2 separate regions of the Homo sapiens genome follow, and region 2 is linked to region 1. A link is an interaction called in ENCODE POLR2A ChIA-PET data of the cell type or tissue named here. Cell type or tissue: B cell. All regions are shown on one strand. Each heading gives the region's core, and the rest is flanking DNA. Links, peaks and the distances in the headings are about the cores only.

What was found. ChIA-PET counts read pairs that join two places held together with the same protein. Peaks named below come from ENCODE experiments on the same cell type or tissue, not always from the same donor. Only the 100,000 strongest peaks of a DNase experiment are listed, where the experiment ranks them.
Region 2: POLR2A ChIA-PET joins it to region 1 with 5 read pairs; 2 of 35 experiments call an interaction of 5 or more read pairs at or near these places.

The regions. Positions count from the first base shown.
Region 1 is chr3:16,614,629-16,619,028 of GRCh38, forward strand. No RefSeq gene overlaps it. Among named protein-coding and RNA genes, the nearest start is that of DAZL, 11 kb to the left of the region's middle. In B cell, for the core only: no CTCF peak of the experiment used is centred there; a DNase peak (open chromatin) is centred at 2,733.
Region 2 is chr3:16,690,568-16,694,967 of GRCh38, forward strand. It overlaps the pseudogene LOC124905414 and the pseudogene CDYLP1. Among named protein-coding and RNA genes, the nearest start is that of PLCL2UT, 31 kb to the right of the region's middle. In B cell, for the core only: no CTCF peak of the experiment used is centred there; no DNase peak of the experiment used is centred there; H3K27ac peaks cover 890 bases.

The DNA.
Region 1 (4,400 bases), core at 247-4,246:
ACAACAACTTGATTAATGCGAAACTAAACTAAATTAATCTCTGATCACCATAAAAAGGAGAAGCTGAAATGTTTGTTTTTTCCCATGAAGGATTTTTTTCCTGTGTTTTATGTGGAATTGACTAAAAAAAAGTCCACAATTTCAAAACTTTTTTGGCAAAAACTTTGTGTACCTGCAGCTAGCATTTCAGCCAGCATGAGCAAGTACGAGGAAGTGAAAGGACTAAAGAAGAGAATACAGTCAAAGGAAAATCATGGAATAAAGAAAGACCAGACACAGAGATAATATACATACTTTTTTTAAAAAAAAGGAAGGAAGTTGAGGGAAACTTTTTTTGTTATTTCCCATATCTAGTCAGTCAACAAGTTTTATTTTGTTTTGTTTTAAAGAGATGGGTCTTGTTCTGTCACCTGGGCTGGAGTACAGTGATGTTGTCATAGCTCACTATAGTCTCAAATTCCTGGGCTCAAGGGATCCTCCCACCTCAGCCTCCCAAGTAGATAGGACCTATGGGTGCATGCCACCATGTCCAGTTAATTTTGTTTTTGTATTTTTTGTAGAGATGGGGTCTAATATGGTTAGGCTTTGTGTCCTCACCCAAATCTCATCTTGAGTTGTAATCCCCATAACCCTGCATGTCAAGGGAGAGACCAGGTGGAGGTAATTGAATCACAGGGGACAGTTTCCCCCATGACATTCTCATGGTAGTGACTTCTCATAAGATCTGATGGTTTTATAAGGGATTATTCCACCTTCACTTGGCACTTTTTCCTGCTGCCTTGTGAAGAAGGTGCCTTGCCTCCCCTTCACCTGCCACCATGATTGTAAGTTTCCTGAGGCCTCTCCAGCCATGCTAAACTGTGAGTCAATTAGACCTCTTTGCTTTATAAATTACCCAGTCTTAGGCAGTTCTTTATAGTAGTATGAAAATGGACTAATACAGTAAGTTGGTACTGCAGAGGGTGGGGTTCTGCTATAAAGATACCCAAAAATGTGGAAGCAACTTTGGAACTGGGTAACAGGCAGAGGTTAGAACAGTTTGGAGGGCTCAGAGAAGACAGGGAAATGTGGGAAAGTTTGGAACTTCCTAGAGACTTGTTGAATGCCTTTGACCAAAATGCCGATAGTGATATGGACAATGAAGTCCAGGCTGAAGTGGTCTCAGATGGAGATGAGGAACTTGTTGGGAACCAGAATAAAGGTGACTATTGCTATACTTTAGCGAAGAGACTGGCAGCATTCATTTTTCCCCTGTCCTAGAGATCTGTGGAACTTTGATCTCGAAGGAGATGATATAGGGTATCTAGTGGCAGAAATTTCTCAGCAGCAATGTGTTCAAGAATTGACTTGGATGCTCCTAAAAGCATTCAGTTTTATGCATTCATAAAGAGATGGTTTGGAATTGGAACTTATGTTTAAAAGGGAAGTGGAGTGTAAAAGTTTGGAAAATGTGTAACCTCATGATGCGATAGAAAAGAAAAACCCATTTTCTGAAGAGAAATTTAAGCCAGCTGCAGAAATTTGCATAAGTAACAAGAAGCCAAATGTTAATTGCCAAGACAGTGGAGAAGATGTTTCCAGGGCATGTCAGAGAACTTCATAGCAGCACCTCCCATTACAGGCCTGGAGCCCTAGGAGGAAAAAATGTTTTTGTGGGCTGGGCCCAGGGCCTAGCTGCTTTGGGCAGTCTTGGGACTTGGTGCCCTGCGTTCCAGCCATGGCTAAAAGGGGATAACATAGAGTTCAGGCTATTGCTTCAGAGGGTGCCAGCCACAAGCAACACGTGGTATTGAGCCTGTGGGTACACAGAAGTCGAGAACTGAGGTTTGGGAACCTCTGCCTAGATTTCAGAGGATGTATGGAAATGCCTGGATGCCCAGGAGGAAGTTTGCTGCAGGGGTGGAGCTCTCGTGGAGAACCTCTGCCAGGGCAGTGCAGAAGAGAAATGTGGGGTTGAAGCCCCTACATAGTCCCCACTGGAGCACTGCCTAGTAGAGGTGTGAGAAGAGAGCCACTGTCCTCCAGACCCCAGAATGGTAGATCCACCGACAGCTTGCACTGTGTTCCTGGAAAAGACACTCAATGCCAGCCTGTGTAAGCAGCCAGGAGAGGGGTTGTACCCTGCAAAGTCATAGGGGCAGAGCTGCCCAAGGCCATGGGAACCCATCTCTTGCATCAGCATGATCTAGATATGAGACATGGAATCAAAGGAGATCACTTCAGAGCTTAAGATTTGACTGCCCTGCAGACTTCAGACTTGCATGGGGTCTGCTGCATCTTCATTTTGGCCAATTTCTCCCATTTGGAATTGATGTATTTACTCAATGCTTGTACCCCCATTGTATCTAGGAAGTAACTAACTTGCTTTTGATTTTACAGGCTCATAGGCGAGACTTGCCTTGTCTCAGATGCAACTTTGAACTTGGACTTTTGGGTTAAATGCTGGAATGAATTAAGACTTTGGGGGACTGTTGGGAAGGCATGATTAGTTTTGAAATGTGAAAAGGACATGAGATTTGGAAGGAGCCAGGGACGGAATGATATGGTTAGGCTTTGTGTCTCCATCCAAATCTCATCTTGAATTGTAATCCCCATAATCCCCATGTGTCAAGGGAGAGACCAGGTGGAGGTGATTGAAACATGGGGGGCAGTTTCCCCATGCTGTTCTCATAATAGTCAGTGGGTTCTCATGAGATCTGATGGTTTTATAAGGGACTCTTCCCCTTTCACTTGGCACTTCTCCTTTCTGCTACCTTGTGAAGAAGGTGCCTTGCTTCCCCTTTGCCTTCTGCCATAATTGTAAGTTTCCTGAGGCCTCTCCAGCCATGCTGATCCATGAGTCAATTAAACGTCTTTCCTTTATAAATTACCCAGTCTTGGCCGGTTCTTTATAGCAGTATGAAAATGGACTAATATGGGATCTTACTGTGTTGCTCAGGTTGGTCTTGAACTCCTGGTCTCAAGCAGTCCTCAACCTTTGCATCCCAAAGTGTTAGGATTACAGGCATAAGCCATCATGCCAGGCCAACAAGTTCTTTAAATGGATTCTCTAACAAATCTTCCTTTCCATTTCACCACTTTCTTTTAGACAATAACACATATCCTTGGTTAAAAGAAAACCAGGTCATGTTCTTTTTATTTTGGAATATTCCAATACCTGTATTACCGGTATTCATGCCACCTTAAAACTCTATCAAACACTACTGTCAATATATTGCTTTTCTGCTCTGCTCAGAAACCTTCCAGGGTTCCCTAGTACCAATTTTATTATATTGAATATAAGCTTTAAGTTTAAGCTGGCTCTTACAACCCTTCAATATATGACCCCATCCTATCTAGCCCTCATCAGTCTAACCAGCATTGCCTTCTCATACAGCCTTCTGTGTTCTTTCCATTTAAAATGTCCTTCCTGCTTTGCTTTTATTCTCTGAATTCTACCTCTTATTGAAAGTCCAGTCAAGTTTTCCCTTCTTTGTGAAATTTTCTGTCTTGTCCAGTTTATCTTCCCCTCTGGTAGCCATTTCAGTATCCACAGTATGTAATGTGCCATTTTGGATGGCAATACGTATGAAAGTGGGAAAAGTGTTTGGATTTGCGTTGGGTTAGCATTGTCCCTAGCACTGCACTTAATGACACTGGGCAATGTACTCACCCTCTCTGAAGCTCCATTTTCTCATCTGTAAAGTGGGGACAATATTGATTTCACCTTAGAGGTAAGGATACCTTTACTTCTTAGGTAAAAGATAGGATAGCTGGAAAGATAGGTATATGGTACTTAACATCATGCCTGCCACAGGAAGAACTACACCAGAAGTGTCAACAATTTCCTTCTTGTCTTCATATCTCCTTCTGAAAGAATCTATGCCTGCTAGAGCCCCAGAAGAGATACCTACCAGTTTAGATGCTTTTTGGATCTAAGTAACAGAATGCCTAACTAAAAGTAATCAAATAATACTGACTAAAAAAAAAACTAAATTAACATGATACTTCATGTTAATTTAGTGCTGGTGTCGAGGCTCAATGATACATGGCTCTGAATTGCCATCTCTGGGAATCAGTTAGTACCACAAAGCATGACTTACATTCATGCAGCAGAGTCAAGAGTATGGAAGGAAGGAACTCTTTTCCTACAACTTACTATTTTGGAAGAAAACCTTCCCTTGGCTTTCTTTTATGTCTCATTGGCCAGAAATATGTGATGTGTCCAAGCTTGGAGGGATTCTGAGTAAGTACATATCTGGCAGAAGGAAATTGCACTTATCATAATTGACTTGGACCAGCTATGATTCATCTCCTGGGATTGGGTACATTCCTGCCAGAAGTGGTGTTCTATTATCAAAGGAGAAGAGGGAATGGCTATAACATAGGCACCAATCCTGTTACTCTTTGGGTAACTCAGG
Region 2 (4,400 bases), core at 215-4,214, 76 kb after region 1:
TGTTTGGTCAGTCTTGTGATCTCTATTTTAATGTTAACATTGGTTGGTTGTGCCTAAATTCCAAAGAGAGGAGGGTATAACGAGGCCTGTCCAGCTTTCCCTTCCCATCACACCTGAGCTAGTTTTTCAGGTTTCTTTGGGACCACCTTGCAAGAGAGGGATCCATTTAGTCAGCTGAGGGCTTAGAATTTTAATTTTGGATTACAAGGTAAACAAAAACATTTTATTCTCTCTTAATGTTACATGAAAATCTTGTTCAAAAGAGAAAACCAAATTTACCTTTGTATTTAGTGTATTATTAAAAGCTAATTGTATGTATGTATGTATATGTATATGTGTTTGTGTGTAAGAAATGTTAGTTTGATTTAACCAGTTTTCACAGCTGAATACTTATTCTATAAAAACTTTACAGATTATGCAGTTTATATATAGTTCAAACTACTGAATGAAAAGGTAGGCCCCACAGATGCAAAACTACTGTACCCATCAATCCAAGGTAAAGGTAGATTTACACACTGTACAGCACTTTGCATGGCTGGGGTGGTGGTCAGTTCTGAGTATAAACTTCAACATTGTACAGAAATAAGGTTTTGATTTTTTTTCACTCTTCATACATTCAATATGATTGCAAACTCAGAAGCCTAACTAATAATAAGTGATATGGTTTGGCTATATACCCACCCAAATCTCACCTTGAATTGTCATAATCCCTATGTGTCAAGGGTGGGGCCGGGTGGAGATAACTGAATCTTGGGGACAGTTCTCCCCATACTGTTCTTGTGGTAGTGAATAAGTCCTATGAGATCTGATGGTTTTATAAATAGGAGTTCCTCTGCACAAGCACTCTTGCCTGCTGCCATGTAGGACATGGCTTTGCTTCTCCTTTGCCATCTGCCATGATTGTGAGGCCTCCACAGCCATGTGGAACTGTGAGTTCATTAAACTTCTTTCCTTTATAAATTACCCAGTCTCAGTTATGTCTTTATTAGCAGCGTGAGAACAGACTAATACAGTAAGCATCTGTAGTCTGGAATGAGTACTCACTCCTGGAAGGAATTCACTTGTCTACCCACACAGGGCACTCTTGGACGCCATATTGTATTAGTATATTGTATAGACATAAAAGCAGAGGCCAAGAACATTAAAAGTTGAAAATAAGGTAGTTCTTTTTTTGTTTTGAAAGGAGTTTCTGCAACTAATACTATGTTAAAAGAACTTTAACTTATTAAATAAAATATATTCTAAGTGAACCTCAAAATTGCATTTTATAAACATAAAAATACTTTATTTTGATGTAATACATTAGTCATATCTGCAAATAGAAAATGAAAACTGCATATAAGGTAATATTTCTGACCCAGTAATAAAAGGCACTTTGGAGTTATTTTTTATTTTTTATTTTTTTTTTAAGGGTCAGAAAAACTATTTAAAGCTTGGTAAGACTAACATAACTTAGATATTCAAGATTAAGCTATTTAGTGATTCACTAATATTACAAAACAAGCTTTCTTTTAGAGAGACAGTGGTTTCTTCATGCTAACTGGGAAAGAGCTGGACATATTTAAAAAAGAAGAGGAAACCAATTGGTATCTCAGCATGAATCCTAAGCATATGTTTGGTTTAGGGGTGTGCTCGCCAGTGGATTTTTAATCAGAAAGATTTATCTTACAAGCTAAGTCTCACTTTTGATTTAGAATTTCCCATCTCTGAAGTATTTGTACCTTCTTGGAGACAAAGGCAATACCTCAGACATTCTGTATCTCTGTGTTAGGGAGGCTGGCTGATACCCCTTTAGATTCTGTATTCTAGAAGAAAAAGATGAGAAAAACATTATCAAACATTACTCTAGACTTTTCTGCAATTCAAAACTAATAAAACAGAATTCCATTTTTTTATATTGTACTAGCCAAAGAAAACGAAAATTAGAGCTTCCAAGAGCAGTCTAGTGCTCACCATTATACTTTTACACTTGTGTGGACAAAGCAGCTTTGTAGTTACTTATTTTAAAGCTACAGTACTTAAAAACTTCTTGATAATAAATAACTTGGGTATTTCCAGTCCTGCTTCCAAGCATGAACTATGCGTGAGCTTATTTCAGGCTGCAAGAATGGATTAGGGAAACCAATGATGTTCTTCTGCTCAGCCCATCCCAGTGACATCAGCTGGCAGCTTAACGGTCACAACTCATCAATTTTCCTCTGCAAGCACTTTAACATGGAGTCCATCAGTTTGGCCAAGCCCCAGATTTTCTTCAGCACTTTGCACTCCCTCTCATTGGCCTGCTCCAACTCCATCTTCATGTTGCGGCACACAAGGGCTTCGGATTCCTCAAGCACAACTGGATTACATGAGGCAAACTCCGTAATTCAAATCATAACTTCCTGGGTGAAGGTCCCGGGCCAAAATACCTGGGCTACCAGACCTTTACCACAGGCTTCCTGTGTGGTCATCTTCTGCCCACTGAGCAATATCTCATTTGCAAATGCCCCTTCCATTACTTTAGGAAACAATGGTAGAACAGCCATCTGGATTCTGTCCAAAGATAGTAAAGAGCGGTGGAAACCAAGCCTTTTCATTAGTACAGACCACATTGCAAAGAGGCAATATAGATGCGCTTAGCCTAATGGCTGGGCCATTGACTACTACAATAATAGATTTCTGAAACTGTATGAAAGTATTCACAAAGTTTCTGGTAGCTTCTGCTGTTCTAGTGCTTTCTCTTTTGCTGTCATTTGTTGAATGCTATATAAAATAAATAAAGTCAAGTGCACAACAGAAGGCACTGCCAATGGCACTGAGTAGCATAAGCTTGCTGTTTTCAGCAGCGGCTGTGCTCAAAGCACTTTGGATTTCTCTTTTTTTTTTTTTTTTTTTTTTTTGAGACAGAGTCTCACTCTGTTGCCCAGGCTGGAATACTGTGGTGCCATCTCAGCTCACTGCAACCTCTGCCTCGTACCTTTCCCATTAACAACTAGGGCCCTGGTCATGGCTGTAGTCATGGGGCCAGACACCTGAGGCACTAGTGGGTGTATTCAGGGCCTGTTTCCCATCCTGACCTGCTCTATGCACAGGGGTCCAATAAAGCTCCAACTTACTATTCTCCAGCCGCTATTCTATAGCTCCAACTGGCTATTCAGTCACCACCATATTCTCCTGACCCTGCTCAACAGGGTCCAGTTTCTGGGGGCTCTTGTTCTGAAAGCCATTCTCTGTGGTCCTGCTCTTAATGGGGCTCATAAACACAAATATCTTGATACTTGACTTTGCTAGGTCAATATTCTTCCAGCTAGAGAGAGATGGAGCTGTGTTTTTCCTGAACTTCTGGGTAGCAGCAAACAACTGGCTGTTTTTAGACTCATAGTGTTTGCCAATCTCTAGTGACTTAGGAGAGGTCTTATCAAAGCTTCTGTTGGTGGATCTGGAGATTTATTTCCTAGCATTGTTTGGAGAGTGCTATTTGTTCTGGTCAGTGTGCTCTCTTTCTGCTTTTTGACGTGGTGTCTGCATTCCTCATGTTTCACGAGATGGCACTCTGGTTTCCAAGTGTGATCCTCACTGTCATAGCCCTTCCATCAAACCAAATACTCTGTCTTCCCTTCTTATTTTTCCTTTTGTCAACAATTCTTTCAGCCTGTCCTGCTCTAGTTGGTGGAGGCCAACATAATCCATTTTACTCCTTTTCCAAATCCTGTGTACCTAAACCGTCGATCACTGGAAACCAGTACTACCCAAGATAAAACTCTTCAGATCAGGAATCACAGCCATTTCCTGCCTTAGGAGAACAATGACTTAAAGCTAATTTTTCATAAAACCTTATAAATAAACAAAACCGTCCAATCTCAATCAGTTAGACCACAAGGTAAGATTTCCATAAGCCTTTAAAAAACTTTTTCAATCTTTTGTTATAGAGTGGATCGACCCTACAGAAAAGAAACAAACAAATAAAACCCTGTTAGTCTGACACAGGGGCCCAGACTCTCACATCGGTGTGCTTTTGATATTAATGCTTAACTTATAGGAAAACTAAATAATCCCTTTTACATTTTAGCCAATTTAAGCACACACAGAATTCCTTTCACAAGCTCAATTTCATAAACTTTCTATAACTTGCTTAAACCTTCAGTTTTGTCCTGTCATTGTACCTTAGGACAAAAATTTACATTCTTTTTCACCTTTCTATATTCATATAGCTTTACTTGACACTGTTTTTACTTCTTTAATTAAAAATAATAAAAATCCTCTAAACCAGGTAAAATTACTTTCCCTTTAACAAAAATCACATTTCTATGCCTTCTTATTATTTTTTTTTTATCAAAACTCATCTTACTTTCCTTATATACTTTTATAAAAAATCCAGGCTCTAAAAAAAAATGGTTACAGTAAGGCCTAAAGACAGGTGG